Regions from separate parts of the Mus musculus genome. Here region 2 is linked to region 1. The links are chromatin loops, found by intact Hi-C in ENCODE. Cell type or tissue: heart. All regions are shown on one strand.

The links. Hi-C counts contacts between places; a loop is a spot of excess contacts. Peaks named below come from ENCODE experiments on the same cell type or tissue, not always from the same donor. Only the 100,000 strongest peaks of a DNase experiment are listed, where the experiment ranks them.
Region 2: a loop joins it to region 1, with 4 times the contacts of the local background. A loop is called at or near these places in 14 of 42 quality-filtered maps.

The regions. Positions count from the first base shown.
Region 1 is chr10:99,258,611-99,266,610 of GRCm38, forward strand. It overlaps Dusp6 (dual specificity phosphatase 6), which reads left to right and starts at 4,621. Exons shown (of 3, transcript NM_026268.3): 1 at 4,621-5,481; 2 at 5,934-6,371; 3 at 7,382-8,000. The coding sequence starts at 5,082. The coding sequence ends at 7,689. In heart, CTCF peaks have their summits at 3,249 and 4,450; DNase peaks (open chromatin) are centred at 3,201, 4,571, 5,171, 6,881 and 1 weaker place; H3K4me3 peaks cover 5,991 bases; H3K27ac peaks cover 6,189 bases.
Region 2 is chr10:99,168,677-99,176,676 of GRCm38, forward strand. The region is part of intron 10 of Poc1b (POC1 centriolar protein B); the gene reads left to right. Among named protein-coding and RNA genes, the nearest start is that of Gm34574, 59 kb to the right of the region's middle. In heart, a CTCF peak has its summit at 379; DNase peaks (open chromatin) are centred at 825, 1,255 and 3,465; H3K4me3 peaks cover 617 bases; H3K27ac peaks cover 2,391 bases.

The DNA of each region.
Region 1 (8,000 bases):
TCATTTTTGTGGGGACTGGGGCAGCAAGTCTGTTATTTTAAATGGTAAAGGCCGAGGAAAAGACTTCCAAGTTCAAGCAAAGCCTGTGTGGGCTCTAGAATGAATTTAAGGCCAGCCTGGGTAACTCAGCAAGACTCTCTCAAAATAAATAATTTAAAAAGGACCACGCGCTCTTTCCAATCGATCTCCAGTAACACGGGTGGGGGTGGGGTGGGGTGGGGTGGGGTGGAGCAGAGGGGGAGAAGTCACTTTCTTTGTATCCTACATTTCTAAGTTGTCTCTTATCTCCATATTCATTTGAGAAACTATTCATATTCCTAAATGTCCTTTAAGCAAATACATATATTCCCAACTTTACACGTTTATGGATTCCCCTTCTTGCTTAGCTTTCCACACAGCACTTCTACTTTCTCGCACCATACATCACTGTTGTATTTCTGGACTGATGGGAAGGTGCGCTCAAGGAAGGGAAGCAATCTTTAGTTTAAAAAAAAACAAAAAACAAGAATGAAAAACCTATTTTTGTATGTATTTTCATATATGAGTGTGAGGTCACCAGTGTGCTTTGGAGCCAGAAGACAATCTCAGATGTTGCTCCTCAGGACTCATGCGCACCTTGATTTTTGAGACAGGGTCTCTTACCAACTAGACGGGGTTGGCTGGCTAGTGAGCGCCTGTGATCTTCCTATCACTACTTCCTTAGTGCTAGTGTTGCAAGCATTGGTTTATTTTCAATTTATTATTATTATTATTATTAATGTATAGATAGATAGATAGATAGATAGATAGATAGATAGATAGATAGATAATGGGTTGGGTTTTTTTTTGAGACAGGGTTTCTCTGTGTAGCCCTGGCTGTCCTGGAACTCACTCTGTAGACCAGGCTGGCTTCGAACTCAGAAATCTGCCTGCCTCTGCCGCCCAAGTGCTGGGATTAAAGGCATGCGCCACTACTGCCCGGCTTCAATTATATTATTTAAAAACAACAAACAAACAAACAAACAAAACAACATGGGTTCTGGGGATCAAACTTGAGTCCTCATACTTACAAGAAAAGCCAGTACTTTACCGGCTTGTCATACGGATTTCATTCCTACTACTTCCCTAAAACGTGGAGTGAGAGAAGAAATGAAGTGAGTGAAGAAGTGAAGTGAGGCCCAGGGCTGCCTCCATATTGGTGAGTCATACAGGTAAGGTTTGAATTCAGGCCCATGCTCCTAGCTAAGGAACTGTGAGAGTTAGAACCCACGATACATACCCTAAGGAAGAAAGAACTATTAATCTTGTGAATGGTTGACTAGTGAAGAAAACCACTGGTGTGTGCCACGGAGCCTTACCCTCCCTTAACGTACGTGCAGTGTGTGCAACAGAACCTGTGGTCAAAAGCTGAAATGTACAACTTAGGCAAGTTAAAATCTTTGTGTCTTAGCAGGAAGTAGGAGCTTAATGATCCTTGGACGTGGTCACCTCAATTCTGGCCTCAAGCCCTGAGCACCTTCTCTGCTTTAGTTTAGCCTCGGGTCAATTCCTTCATCTTCCTTACCTAACTTGTGTTAGGTTTTCTAAAGACTGCACAAAATTACTCAGGGAGACACAGAAACAAGGCCGTGTCCACCCTACAGCACCGTTCCATAAACTCTTTCATCTGTCTCGGTGTAATGAGCCGAAAACATTTTTTTAAAATGTGCATTGGTAGTTTGCCTTCATGTATGTTTGTATGAGGGTATGGGATTCTGGAGTTACAGTTGTGAGCTGCCATATGGGGGCTGAGATTTGAACCCGGGTCCTCTGGAAGAACAATCAGTGCCCTTAGCCGCTGAAACATCTCTCCAGCCCCTGTAAACCAACTTTTTAAAAGGCAACCTCAAGAAGTTAAGACATCCCAGTCCACCAAGGTAACCTGGGTAAGGTGTCATTTGAGCTGGAGTAGGACATCTCTCTCCTGCTTTGCCCCATTATTAAACTAGAGTGAATTAAACTGTTCTGAGCAGACCTTTGAGGGGTTAGCTGCAAGTGAGGAACCTGGCAGGCTATCAAGCAGACTTAAAAGGGAGTGTTTGGGGCAGGAAATTAAAAAACAAAACAAAACAACAACAAAAAACCAACCAAACAAAAAAAGCAAACAAACAAACAAAAAAATCCGACCTTGGCCAAAAAACCTCCCAAAGTGCTCAAGCCATTTTGCAGGTTAGCTCAAAAACATATAAGCATATCAGCTAACGGGCATGACATTCCCACACATGGTGCCCACTTAATATTACAAAGACCCTGTAAAATACAAGAAAGATGACAAGGAGAAAAAACTGTAACTGGATATAGTTAGATCGAAAGGTCAAATTTCCTGAAGGAAGTGGGAAAAAATTCAGACTCAGAAACATAGGTACAAATGCTTAGAGCTCTCCACCAGTGTGCAAAGATATTATTATCAACCTCCCAACTGTCTGGTGCTTCACTTCAAATTTTGGTAAAGAAAAACCCAACCTGCTTCCCTCTTCTGTTTGGAGGTTGAGGCTTGTCCTTCACGTTTCCGCGGAGCACCCCACTTCCCTCCTCCTAACCATTGGTCCCACAGACTGAAATGTCTCAGGGTGGGAAAACCTGTAACAGATGGGGAAGGATCTGGGGGCGTCAGCTGCAGCACAGGCCTACCCCAGCGGGAGTTGGAAGCTAGCCAATGAAATATGGGCGTTTTGTTCCCAGTGCTGCCCAAAAAAGGCGCGGAGAGAGGTTGGAGGCAACCCCCATTTTCATCAAAACGCTCCTTCTGGGGCGCCTGCCTGCGGGAGGGCTCCAAAATTGGCTACTTGGACCTCCAAGTCGCCCTGTTTTAGCCCACATTTCCCAAACCCCGGAAGAGGCGGGTGATTAAAAATGCAAATTGCTTTGCGGGCGACAGTAGGTAGGACCCGGCTGCGAGGCGCTGGGCTGGGGAGATCCCGTGACCTTAGACGCCCTCCGCGCCCCGGATTCGGGAAGGGCCGCAGCCGGCGCTTCCGCCTCCCGGTCGCGGCCGGACAAAGCCCAGCTCCTTTCCCTGGGACCCGAGGGGCTGACCGGATCGGGACGCGCGCCTTCCGCAGGGCCCGCCGTCGCCGCACACAGGTGGTTTTCCGTCCGGGAGGGGCGGCCTCTGCACTTTTATATAACAATAGAACCGAGCGCGCCGGGGATGCGCTCTTGTCGCCGTCGCGGCCCCCGCCGGCCACGCCTCCATCCGGCTCCGGTGCCGCCTCCGTCCTGAGTTGCCTGCGGGTGGTGCCCATGAGACTTCCCAACCCTAACTCTGGAACCATGGGGTCCAGACAGGGACACCTCTGGCTCCTTTTCCGCTCCAGGTCTCTCACTAGGCGACGGTTCCGCGACGGCCTTACAAGCGATCACGGGGTCGTCGCGTGTCCTGCCCCCCCCCCCCCATCCCCCAGAGCAGCAATGCTGCGGCCAAAGCGCAGCGCGCAAGCGCGTTTGGAGCTGCTAGCGTGCTCCTTGCGGGGCCCGGGGACCGCTGCAGCCTAGAAAGGATAGGGGACCGGCCTCTGTCCACAACCGCCACTGTTTACGCTTGAGTTCCCGCAGGCTTGCAGGTCTCCGGGGTGCAGGAAACGTTGGTGAGGCCTGTCGTCCCAGGCACCTAACCTAGGCTGCCTTGCCAGACCGGTTCCTCTTAGAAACCAAACTCTGCTCTTGGCTCCAGATCGTTAAAGGAGCTCGACTCCCCAGGCTCGATGGGTGACCGGTGATGGTGGTGGGGAGCAAGATCTCCGGAACAATGGCTCAGAATGCCCCCACTTCACCGGAGCAGAAGAAAAGTGCAGGGATAGCTGACAAGGTTTTGGGTGCTTACACCACCCGCCCCCCCCCCTCCGCTGCCGCCAAGAAAGTTGAGAAAGCCCGGGGTTGGGGCGCTTCTGGTTTTCTGGACAACCAAACGCTTGTTTGCTTAGTTGCTTTAAAATGTTTCAACAAAACACTAGTTTGTTTCTAGAGATGTTGGATTAGCATTTAACACTTCGTTGGGTCGCTAAAGCCCAGGCAGTCCACCAGTCCCAACACAGCCTCGCCTAAAAGGACATTAGAACAAACAGAACTAGACTTTTAAAAGAGCCAAACAAATGCCACACACGATCTAAAGGAGGACCGGGTTGGGGGTGGGGGAGCAGGGGCGGCGCTATGGCGGGCTTGGATCTAGCGTTAAAGAGAATTAAAAAGGGGGAAAACCCCTCAAGTTTTATTAAGGCTAACTTAAGATTGTAAGCGTCGCGAATAAGGGCTTTTGTGCTTGCTAATTGCACTACTGGTGCGCAAGAGTTAGACGCGAAGTGTGAACTCTAAACAGAAGGAAACACGAGACAACTTTAGTGCCCTGGTTTATGTGCCCTGCTCCTCCTCCACCGCCGCCTCCTCTTCTTTCTCCTTCCTCCCGCCGAGCCCGCAGTTGCAGCTTGTTTGCACTGGGGCTTATCCGGAGCGGAAATTCCTTTCCGTTTTTGTGAATGACAAACTCATTAACAATTCATCAACACAACCTGTTCCAGCCGGCCCGTCCCCACGGCAACAGCCCCTTCCGCAGCGCGCTCATTGGCTGACCGAGAGAATGTATCCATTGAGACGCTGGCTGTTTGTATCCATTGAGGAGCTGCCTCGCACAGGGGGTGTGCTCTCGCGGAGTCCTAGGGACTGTGAGCAAACCCAGTCTTGAATAATCCGGCGAGAAACACCGGGTTGGATCCGAGGTGCAGCCTCAGAGGGAAGGATTAAGAGCCGCTAGACTTTTTTTCTTTTCCCTTTTTCTCCTCTCAGTGGCACGGAGTCCGAATTAATTGGATTTCATTCACTGGGTAGGAACAAAACTGGGCACCTTCATTCAGAGAGAGAGATTCATTGACTCGGAGAGTGATCTGGTGCAGAGGGACCACCGACTTGACTTCTGTGTCGCTTTCCCTAACCGCTAGCCTCGGCTTGGGAAAGGCGAGGCGGAATCAAACCCCGCTCCGAGAGCGGGAGCTTCGCGCAGCGTGCTCGGCCTATGCCTGCCTCGAGGGGCGTCTGCTAGGCACCCCGCCTTCTCCTGCAGCTCGACCCCCATGATAGATACGCTCAGACCCGTGCCCTTCGCGTCGGAAATGGCGATCTGCAAGACGGTGTCGTGGCTCAACGAGCAGCTGGAGCTGGGCAACGAACGGCTTCTGCTGATGGACTGCCGACCACAGGAGCTGTACGAGTCGTCACACATCGAATCTGCCATTAATGTGGCCATCCCCGGCATCATGCTGCGGCGTCTGCAGAAGGGCAACCTGCCCGTGCGTGCGCTCTTCACGCGCTGCGAGGACCGGGACCGCTTTACCAGGCGCTGCGGCACCGACACCGTGGTGCTGTACGACGAGAATAGCAGCGACTGGAATGAGAACACTGGTGGAGAGTCGGTCCTCGGGCTGCTGCTCAAGAAACTCAAAGACGAGGGCTGCCGGGCGTTCTACCTGGAAGGTATGTTGTGCGCCCCGGGTGCAGGGCTCCGGGCTGGGACTGCAGGCTGGGGAAAATGTTAGCGAGGTAGCGATCGCCGCTTGCATTGCGCTTAGGGGAGCTAGCTGGGCCACCGTGGTAGCTTCTCCTTCAAGGGTTAATCAGGCACCTTTCTTTGGGTAGGTGTAGGATTAAGGTTCACAAGAGCTGGAAACGTAGTTCAGGGTGCAGCTTGGCACCTCGCAGCTCCTCGAAATATTAAGAAAAGTAATCTTGTGCATTTCCAGATTCAGGAGAATAAGTGTTCCCAGGGTAAGCAGCGGGTAGTGTTCCTAAAGGTGCGCATTGAAGCGTGCTTCTACCACTGCCGGGGGTTCCTAGGGTGCCTGTCCATAGTGTTCTTTGTGCTTCTCACTAGCTGTAAATTACTACAGCTTCTCCGGTTACAAGATTGCTTTTCTTGTTTCTGGCAGGTGGCTTCAGTAAGTTCCAGGCCGAGTTCGCCCTGCACTGCGAGACCAATCTAGACGGCTCGTGCAGCAGCAGTTCCCCGCCTTTGCCAGTGCTGGGGCTCGGGGGCCTGCGGATCAGCTCGGACTCTTCCTCGGACATTGAGTCTGACCTTGACCGAGACCCCAATAGTGCAACGGACTCTGATGGCAGCCCGCTGTCCAACAGCCAGCCTTCCTTCCCGGTGGAGATTTTGCCCTTCCTTTACCTGGGCTGTGCCAAGGACTCGACCAACTTGGACGTGTTGGAAGAGTTTGGCATCAAGTACATCTTGAATGTCACCCCCAATTTGCCCAATCTGTTTGAGAATGCGGGCGAGTTCAAATACAAGCAAATTCCTATCTCGGATCACTGGAGCCAAAACCTGTCCCAGTTTTTCCCTGAGGCCATTTCTTTCATAGGTGAGACTAATTTACAGTCATTCATAGAGTTGAAGATCTTAATCTGTTTTCCTGCAGGCTGTTTTGCTGGACTGCAGGTCTTCTACTGTCTTTAAGAGTGTTAATTCTTGTTTACCTTCTTGCTTAAAGGGAAAACAGGGCCCGTTGACGTAGCAGATCGGGGGACTATTTGAGCCATTTAATTCATACTTTTAAAAGGAGGCTGTTCCAATCAGCCATGTTTTCCTTATCTCTAGACGACAGGATGTGAGAGGAGAGTGAGTTAAAAGCACTCACTTGCAGACAAGAATTCTAGTATTGCATTATAATTAAAAAAATATATCTAGGAGTTATTTTAGGACACCCAAGTTAGTTGTTGGAAAGCAGTTTGAATACTAGCTGTTACCTAGCTGAGTGATACTGCAGGGTACTGGTTACTGTGAGCCTCTGGGTAACCTGATCCCCCGCAGGAAGGACTGTGGGCTGAGAGCCTAAGAGAAGCGAAGCTCCAGGCATTGTAGTGCATTTCCTATTACAAAGGAACTCATTTTCAGGCCATGTAGACATCCTGTTCCTTCTAATGGGCTGTCCCCTGTGACTTCCCTCTCTCTTTTAAAATGCCTGAATACCCCCATTGTTAGCTGCACAACAGTTGGGAGAATAATTTAATAGACCCTTGCAGTCTGCTTGGTCTGTATGAGAGGCATTCAGGACCGGATTGCAGGGTTTCTGGTATTCACAAGTTGAGGCAAGGAATGTACACACATTAAGGAGTTTTTTTGTTGTTAGAAACTTACTACAAAAGCTCCCTTTACAGGAAATAATCTGAAATATGTGATTGTGTTCAGTGTGCATGTTTATCTCCCGTTATACATTTTCTGGTGCCTTCGGGGGCTTAGTTGCCACATATAATTGTTGTTTACTATTCCTTCTGAATTCAGACTTCAGGCTAAGCATTTTGCAAAGGCTTGGTTCCTTTTTTTTTTTCCAGTCTAGTGAACTCTTGCCTTTTTTTGTGTGTGTTCCCGCAGATGAAGCCCGAGGCAAAAACTGTGGTGTCCTGGTGCATTGCTTGGCAGGTATCAGCCGCTCTGTCACCGTGACAGTGGCGTACCTCATGCAGAAGCTCAACCTGTCCATGAACGATGCTTACGACATTGTTAAGATGAAGAAGTCCAACATCTCCCCCAACTTCAACTTCATGGGCCAGCTGCTTGACTTCGAAAGGACCCTGGGACTGAGCAGCCCTTGTGACAACCGTGTCCCCACTCCGCAGCTGTACTTCACCACGCCCTCCAACCAGAACGTCTACCAGGTGGACTCCCTGCAGTCTACGTGAAAGGCACCCACCTCTCCTAGCCGGGAGTTGTCCCCATTCCTTCAGTTCCTCTTGAGCAGCATCGACCAGGCTGCTTTCTTTCTGTGTGTGGCCCCGGGTGTCAAAAGTGTCACCAGCTGTCTGTGTTAGACAAGGTTGCCAAGTGCAAAATTGGTTATTACGGAGGGAGAGATTTGCTCCATTCATTGTTTTTTTGGAAGGACAGGACATGCTGTCTCTAGATCCAGCAATAGGTTTGCTTCTGTACCCCAGCCTACCCAAGCAGGGACTGGACATCCATCCAGATAGAGGGTAGCATAGGAATAGGGACA
Region 2 (8,000 bases), 90 kb before region 1:
GATGATCAGTCACCTAGAGAAGGCAATAGAAGACTTTTCCCAGAGAAATCAGCCGTTAGCCTGAGCAGAGATGGGTAGGATTTGTTATTGTAGTTTGTTTGTGTGTTTTCAAACTGGAATATTTCAGGTAAGAATGCAAGTATGTTCCTTTAAAATTTTTTGAAAATGTGCACCATGATAATAAAATGCACAGTAATCTACTTCTGATCCCTCCTCCTTGCATCCTGTCTCCCCACCCCCACCCGCATACGGTCTCTCCTTGTTCCTCCCTCCCTGAGCTGGCTTGGAGATTGTCTTGCCTTAGCCTTTTTCCTTCACAGGTGGCACATTGGGGCCTTTACATTGCCTTACCAACAGGTGGCAGATATGGCCGAATCCTGCCAGGCTTCGCTCTCATATGCGTCCATGTCCCTCCCGCAATAAGTATTTCTTGAGGAACTGCTCCGTGGTCATTCCCCATTCTCAGCTTTAAAGAAATGAAAAGGAAGCAATAAATTAAAACCTGTCCAGAAAAGTTCAATTCTACATCCCACTCAGAGAAACAGGGAAGTCTCAGTTAAAAACAGAGTCTTTTTAGGATAGTGGATCAAAAACGCTGCAAAAGTGCAGAAAAGCACTCTGGGCAATAGCGAGAGGCTGCAGGAGTGTGGTCAAGACACCTGTCACATGGCAGGTGCCGCCTGAGTAAGTGCCGCAGTGGCACTGGGGGCAAGGACCTAGAAAACTAAGGAACTAATGGACTTCAGGCAGTAGTGGCTTGACACAGGCAGGAGCAAGGGAGGGTCAGAGATGGCAGGCTTCTGAAGATATTTTGAAGGCAGAGCCAAGAGGATTTCCTGACAGATTGGATGTCAGCTGTGGGATTCCCTATCTCCTCTCCCAGGGGACAGTAAGGTGTAGCCTTGCATAATCTCAGGGCAGCTGGGAATATCTTCTGCCTCAACCTCATTTTGACAAAGAGCCAAGGACAGAAAAATAATCATAGTTTTCTTGTCTTAGGTTCTGGAACCAGGGGAAGGAAATTCTCTGCCTTTTCTGTGACTTTGGGGAGTGCCCTGCTAAATGTCATTTAGAGTCACATTTCTCAGCAGAGCACGCTTGGTTTCTCTTTTGCAAAAGATTTTTTACATCAGCCTGTTTGAGGGAAGAGAGCCGTTGCCCACTTTCATGGACCATATGGTACATACTACCTATAAAGCAATGTTGTGTTGACACATCTGCGGACACAGGGAGAGTAGACTTGCAGACAGAATATTTCCACGGGTGTTGTGGCAACAGTACATCCTGGTTACTAGACAACATTGTGTAACTAGTTCAGAGTTATTTCAGTTCCTAACTGCTTATGTAAGCAAAGATTTGGAAGGACTTATTTGAAAGAACACAGTGTCTGCAAATTCAAATGTCCCTCAGCCAAAATGTACAACTTTGACAGCTTTAGATGCACGTGCAGGCTGGAGAGTATGTTAAGAGCACTGGTTTCTCTTCCAAAGTACCCGAGTTCAATTCCCAGCACCCACATTGACCACTAACAACTATCTGTAACTCCCGTTCCAGGGCACCCATCTTCTTCTGCATGCAGCGTAAACGTCCACACAGATAATATAAATAAATAGTTTTAAGAATAATGCAGGAGCGCCCGTAAGTCACGGGGCGCTGGCACCCAGCCTTCCTTCCCTCTCCCTGTACTACGTCCCCAGGCTTACTCACGGCGTCATTTGGAGAAGGTCAGGTTCTCTTTAAGGTTTTTAAACTTTGCTACAGCGAATAAGGCTGCATTTGATTTGTAAGTTTAGCACATATGATTTCTAAAAACCAAATATGTTGTTGGCTTACAGTAAACGGGCAGGTTGGTGTGTTTTCAAGCACTGTTTAGGTGGCTCTGCAGTGTCTGTCTGGGTGGCTCTGCAGTGTCTGTCTGGGTGCTCTGAGGTGTCTGTCTGGGTGGCTCTGAGGTGTCTGTCTGGGTGCTCTGCAGTATCTGTCTGGGTACTCTGCAGTATCTGTCTGGGTACTCTGCAGTATCTGTCTGGGTACTCTGCAGTATCTGTCTGGGTACTCTGCAGTATCTGTCTGGGTACTCTGCAGTATCTGTCTGGGTACTCTGCAGTATCTGTCTGGGTGCTCTGCAGTATCTGTCTGGGTGCTCTGCAGTATCTGTCTGGGTACTCTGCAGTATCTGTCTGGGTACTCTGCAGTATCTGTCTGGGTACTCTGCAGTATCTGTCTGGGTACTCTGCAGTATCTGTCTGGGTACTCTGCAGTATCTGTCTGGGTGTTCTGCAGTATCTGTCTGGGTGCTCTGCAGTATCTGTCTGGGTGTTCTGCAGTATCTGTCTGGGTGTTCTGCAGTATCTGTCTGGGTGCTCTGCAGTATCTGTCTGGGTGCTCTGCAGTATCTGTCTGGGTACTCTGCAGTATCTGTCTGGGTGTTCTGCAGTATCTGTCTGGGTGCTCTGCAGTATCTGTCTGGGTGCTCTGCAGTATCTGTCTGGGTACTCTGCAGTATCTGTCTGGGTGCTCTGCAGTGTCTGTCTGGGTGCTTTTCGGTGTCTGTCTGGGTGCTTTTCGGGGTCTGTCTGGGTGCTCTGAGGTGTCTGTCTGGGTGCTCTGAGGTGTCTGTCTTGCTCCTGTACTGCATCTCCACCTGCCTCCTTCAGGTAGGAAACATGTTTTCTTTTTTCCAGATACAGTCTTTAAAACAGAAGAAACAGAAACGGAGATTTTCCTGATCCCATAGGTCCTTGTCCTTAAAGCACAGCAGCCTCCTGTTAGGGAAACGGCTAAAGCTTCAGTGCGGAACTGGCCCTTCCCCGTCCTCTCTGAAACTGACTTTAAAGCAGCACCAACAGGAATGTTTGGTGTGTTAAAGGAGCATGGCTTCTTTCTCTGCGTGGAGTTCCCATTATCTTTTGTTCAATTTCTCTCTGTGAAGGAAAATGGTGTAGGCCAAGAGCGCCATTTCCCACCTACAGTAATCGACTCTGCAGTAAAAATCATGACAGGAAGTCTAAGTTACATGATTGGGGTGTATTTCCCTCCCCCCTAAAATTGCTAATTTGAGCTTCTTTATTTTTCAAAGTCACAGGGAAGGAAAATTCAATGAATTTACCAAAAACTGTATACAAATCAAATTTTTATAAATTGTCCTTGTTAGCTAGTACTTTGTTCTGTTTCTTTACTTCTGTGACAAGAGAGGTTTCTTTTTCTCTGTTAAATGTATCTTTTAAAACAGGAAACTCTACAAAAGAATTTCTTGTAATATGCAATTGGCTGCCTAACAAAGTAAATAGATGTTGCAAATCCCTTTAGAAAGTGCGCACATTTCTGGGTACTGCGGGTGTGGAAGCTGCAGATCTTATTTCTGCCTCTAACTTCCTGCTGTACTGTGTTTCTAAACTGTGCCTCTGCCCCAGAGACACCACCAGCCTCCTCTCTGGCCGGGAATCCAAGCTGCGTCCCCAGTTCCCACAGCTGAGGCGAAGGCATGCGGAAAATGCCCGCCGTGCTCAGCCCACACATCCAGTGACAACTGGTTCCTTCCTCTTCCTGTGGAAAAGCAACATCCTCTGAGATGAGAGCACATGCACCCTGAGGAATGCAAGGGCAGCAGCGAGCTTTCACACAGGAAATTAATTACTCAGGGGTAGCACTCCGAAAATGCTTGTCTCCTGGAGGATGTCAGCGTGAAGAGCTTCCTGGCCACCCAGAGGAGTTCCGGGCCATCTGCAGGGCTGTGCAATAAAGTGACCTGACTTATTGCCCTCTGTGCATGGTGCCCATTAGAGTTTGAGTTTTGGAGTACTGCTTAGATAGAGGAGTTAGCCCTGATCCTTCTTTGACAATGAGCTCCATGGTGGGAGGGGGTGGCCTGCTAAAGTACACTTTCTGTCTGTCAGTCCTTAGATTCACAGTTAGTGAAATCCCGAGAGATTTACAACCTTATTGTCTTGGCTACTGAGGCCAGCACTAGATCTTGCTTAGTTCTGTCTCTTGTCAGTTCCCTTCTTTTGGGGACAGTCAGACATCACAGAAGATCTCATATGTGACACATACATCCTCAAACACAGATAAAGAACAGTATTGCCGAGCCAGGCAGCCAGTGCAGGACTTAAACTTCAGAATGCTTTGATTGGACTTTTACATTTGACAAATATTTCAGAGTAATTTGATTTCTTTTTTTTTTTTTTTATTCCTATGGCATTTTCGTTTTCTTCCCTTGAGATAACGATAAGACTCCGATTTTATATGTACTTTTAAGCTTTCTCCAAATTATCGCAGTTTTGGGTGGGTTTCTGTGGTTCTGGTAGTACAGTTCTTTACTTGTTTGTGTTAAGTTGAAGAGGAGCTGGAGAAGGAATGTCAGGCATTTCCTCTTCCTCTCCAACATGTCTTTTTAATGAACATTCCTCCTCTCTCCTTGGGAACACAGTGTTTTGCTTCACAGGGTCCCTCTGAATGTCTAGGATCTGAGAGCCAGTCTTTCCCTTTGTTCCCCGGCCTTAGAAAGGTCGTTAGTTAGTCGATGGATTTGCTACCTCATCTTATTTCCAAACTTCTCTCACCTTTAAAGAAAACTTCTAAACCTCTATAGGGAGTTCCTCCTGTTAAAGCGACCATTCCAGCTACTGCTGCTCAGCTAGACCCTAAATGATACATAGTGAGTCACCCTGAAGGATGACCAGGATGTAAATACAAAGGAGTGCTTATCCCAGCAGTGTTTGTAACAAAACCAGCAAGAAAAGAAGATAAAACAAGTGTCCTTTAAAAGGTGTTTGTTACCTAGAAGGGTAGTATGTCAGTCGATGGAATATTATGTGGAATCCTGTGTTTAATCACAGCTAAATGCAGGCTAATGCAGTGTAATTCTCTACTGGATCCTGGTCATGTAGAAACTCTTTCTCCAGAACACTTCTACAGCATCTGATTGACAATGGCTTGTCTTACTTGAGGAGTAGGTTCAACCTCCCCACCAAGAGGAGAAAATTGACAAATATTCAACAGAGACTGAATTTTAGATGAGAATACCAATGCTAAGTTTGCTGGTTTTCATAGTAATGCCATAGTTATGTCAGGGATGGCCTTTTCCTTAGAACACAGTATTGTAATAATCCAGGTAAAAGTGCACAGTGCCAGCAACTTGTCAGAAGATTTGGTGTAGATGGAGAACTAGATGACAATTGTAACAAAATTACAGAATCTAAGTTATTATTAGAATTGTTGTTGTTCTGTTGTTTTTATAGCAACATTTCTCTAATTTGAAACTGTTTGAAAATAAAATTTAAGGAACAAAACTTAATATTTTTCTATGTCACAGTGAAAATCCGCTAAATACCATATAAAAAGAATTTGTGGAACTGGGTGTGGTGGCACACACCTTTAATCCCAGCACTCGGGAGGCAGAGGCAAGCAGATTTCTGAGTTCGAGGCCAGCCTGGTCTACAGAGTGAGTTCCAGGACAGCCAGGGCTATACAGAGAAACCCTGTCTCGGGGAAAAAAAAAAAAAAAAGAATTTGTTTTGTGTGTGTGTGTGTGTGTGTGTGTGTGTGTGTGTGTGTAATTTTAAGTTTGTAATAGGAAAAAGTGTGTTTATCCATTGAACAAAATTCCTTCTCTGAGCCTTCGTACATCATAGTCTCACCTCATTGGTGTAATTTACCCAAGTCCATCTGGTCATCAAATAATGAAGCTAGAGTTTGATCTCTACTTGACATTGTAATATGTGCTTTTAGTTATGTGTAATATTTGCTTCTACTACAGCAAATTTTCTATAAAGAATAAATGATACTTGAAAAACTTAGAAGGCAAGACAAATGTGCTGTATCTTGCCAGAAACAGATATTGTTCACCCGTTGATGTAGTCTTCCAGACAGACCCTGGGATTATTAGAATCCAGAATCCTGGAGAAGAGACCTGTTCCTCCAGGCTCAGGGGCTCGGAAGCAAGTCTCCACTCCATTGACCTGCCGTCTCCATGTCGTGGTTTCCCTTTGCAAAGCCTAAAGGGACTGCTGTCAGGAGATACCGTGACGTGCAGAAGTGCCAGTCTGCTTCACAGCACAGTTCCGAACATGGATATGCTTCCAAGAAATCCTCTCTATGCCATATGAGGGGCTGTTGGACCAGAGGATAGAGCCTTTTAAACAGAGAATCCGAGCATTAATTTCACTCTGAAACATGTATACAAATATTTGGTCTCTGTAGTAATATCTAAGATGTCCTGGAAAGATGTCTCGGTAGTCAGGAGAAAGCCAGAGTTCAGTTCCCAGCGCACACATCTTCCCTCCAATCTCTCTCATGTACCCCTCCCTACTCCCTTTCAAATCCATGTCCTCTTGTACTGTTATCCCGTGCATGTATGTGTACACATATGTCCCTAATCTCACCTACTCAGTCCATGCCACGGTACTTGGATGTGGGTTTTCGGGGCTGCCCTTTGACCCTGGATGCCAAGTTGGTGTGCTTTTTCTTGCAGACACCTCTCGCATTCTCAACATCCCTCAGCTGGCGCTTTGTGTCAGATTGGGGCCTCGTGGACTTCTCCCTGTCCACTTTGACATGTCCCTGTTCAGCCTATCTGTGGGCAGATGTGCTAGTGTAACTTCCTGCGTGTAGCTCCTGACATTACTAGGGAATGCTGTCTCACAGCAAACTCCATTACATTTCTGTGTTGGAGGGCAGAACGTGCACATGGGAATATGGACGCTGAGGCGGAGGATACGTAGTGGGAGACAGTTCTCTTTTCCCACCCTGTGCCTTCTGGGGCTCAGGGAAATTCAGGCTGTCAGGCTTGGTGGCAAGTGCCTTTACCTGCTGAGCCAACTTCCCGGCCTTTTGTTTATTTCTGATTATTAGAAATTTGTAAAGCATTAACAGGTTTGATAAACAGGAAGTATTACCAAGTTAATTTCAATTTTAGGGATTTCTCTAGTTCCTCTATGCTTTTCAGCCTGTCTTTTGTCTACATTTTGTGTATACATTTTATATAGACTTCTCATTTGCCTATAGTTTTGGTCATTTAAAAATTGATTTGTAAGTTATTTTAATTGAAAAAGTTGACCTTTTAGTGGAAGCTACAAATAAGTTTCCCTCATTTATCATTTTTGTCCGAACTCTTGATAGCTGTGTTGACATTTAGAAAATTCTTCTTCTGTCTTTAACATTTGTTTTAATTCTTTACAAAAATCCCTCAGAAACTCCAAAATCTATCTCTAGGTATTCTTTTTAAAGTTTTATTTCTAACAGTAAGTTTTTTGTCTTTGAAGGTTAGTTGAGTTGTCAGATACAGATTTATATTTAAAGCGTGTGCTCAGTCCACGTTGTTTCTTGCCTGTGTGATTCCCTAAGACATGGCTTCCCTTTGATGGCCTCTGTTCCGTTTTATTTTTCTGTTTGTTCTTTACCAATACCTTGTTAGTTGTTTGGCTTTAAAAATGCCCATTTCTCCCTCTCTATCTATATAAACTTTAGGATTATTCAGCCAGTTCCCAGAAAACAGCCCACCGGAGCACTCTGTGGCTGAGTGTTAGCTTATAAAAATAATTTGAGAATAATTGCCAACGCTGATAGCTTGTGTCACTCTCCGAGGAGTGAGGTGGCATAGGTGGGTATTTAACAGCTTTGCTGAGTCAGATTTACAGGTATCCTCAGCGCATTCCTGTGGTCCCCATAAACACAGCCACCACTTCTCATGCACTGCTTAGCATTTTACCTCCTTGCCTAAGCATCACATACAGTCTCTCCTTGCACATCAGCCTTACAGAGGTTAGGCTGTTTGCCCAGCATTACACAACTAGGAGGTGTGGACGGCCAGCAATACCTGGTCTGGACCAAGTTCTAACTCTGAGTTCCTTGCTCCCCAAACACTTCAGACCCCAGCCACCTACCTTGTCCCTTAGAATCCTAGTTTTAGTTTCATTCCCCACATTGTTTAAACCACATCCATGCTTCACCACTGTAGTGGTGACTTAGTTAAAAGAAGGCTGACTTAGTAACTGGGTAGA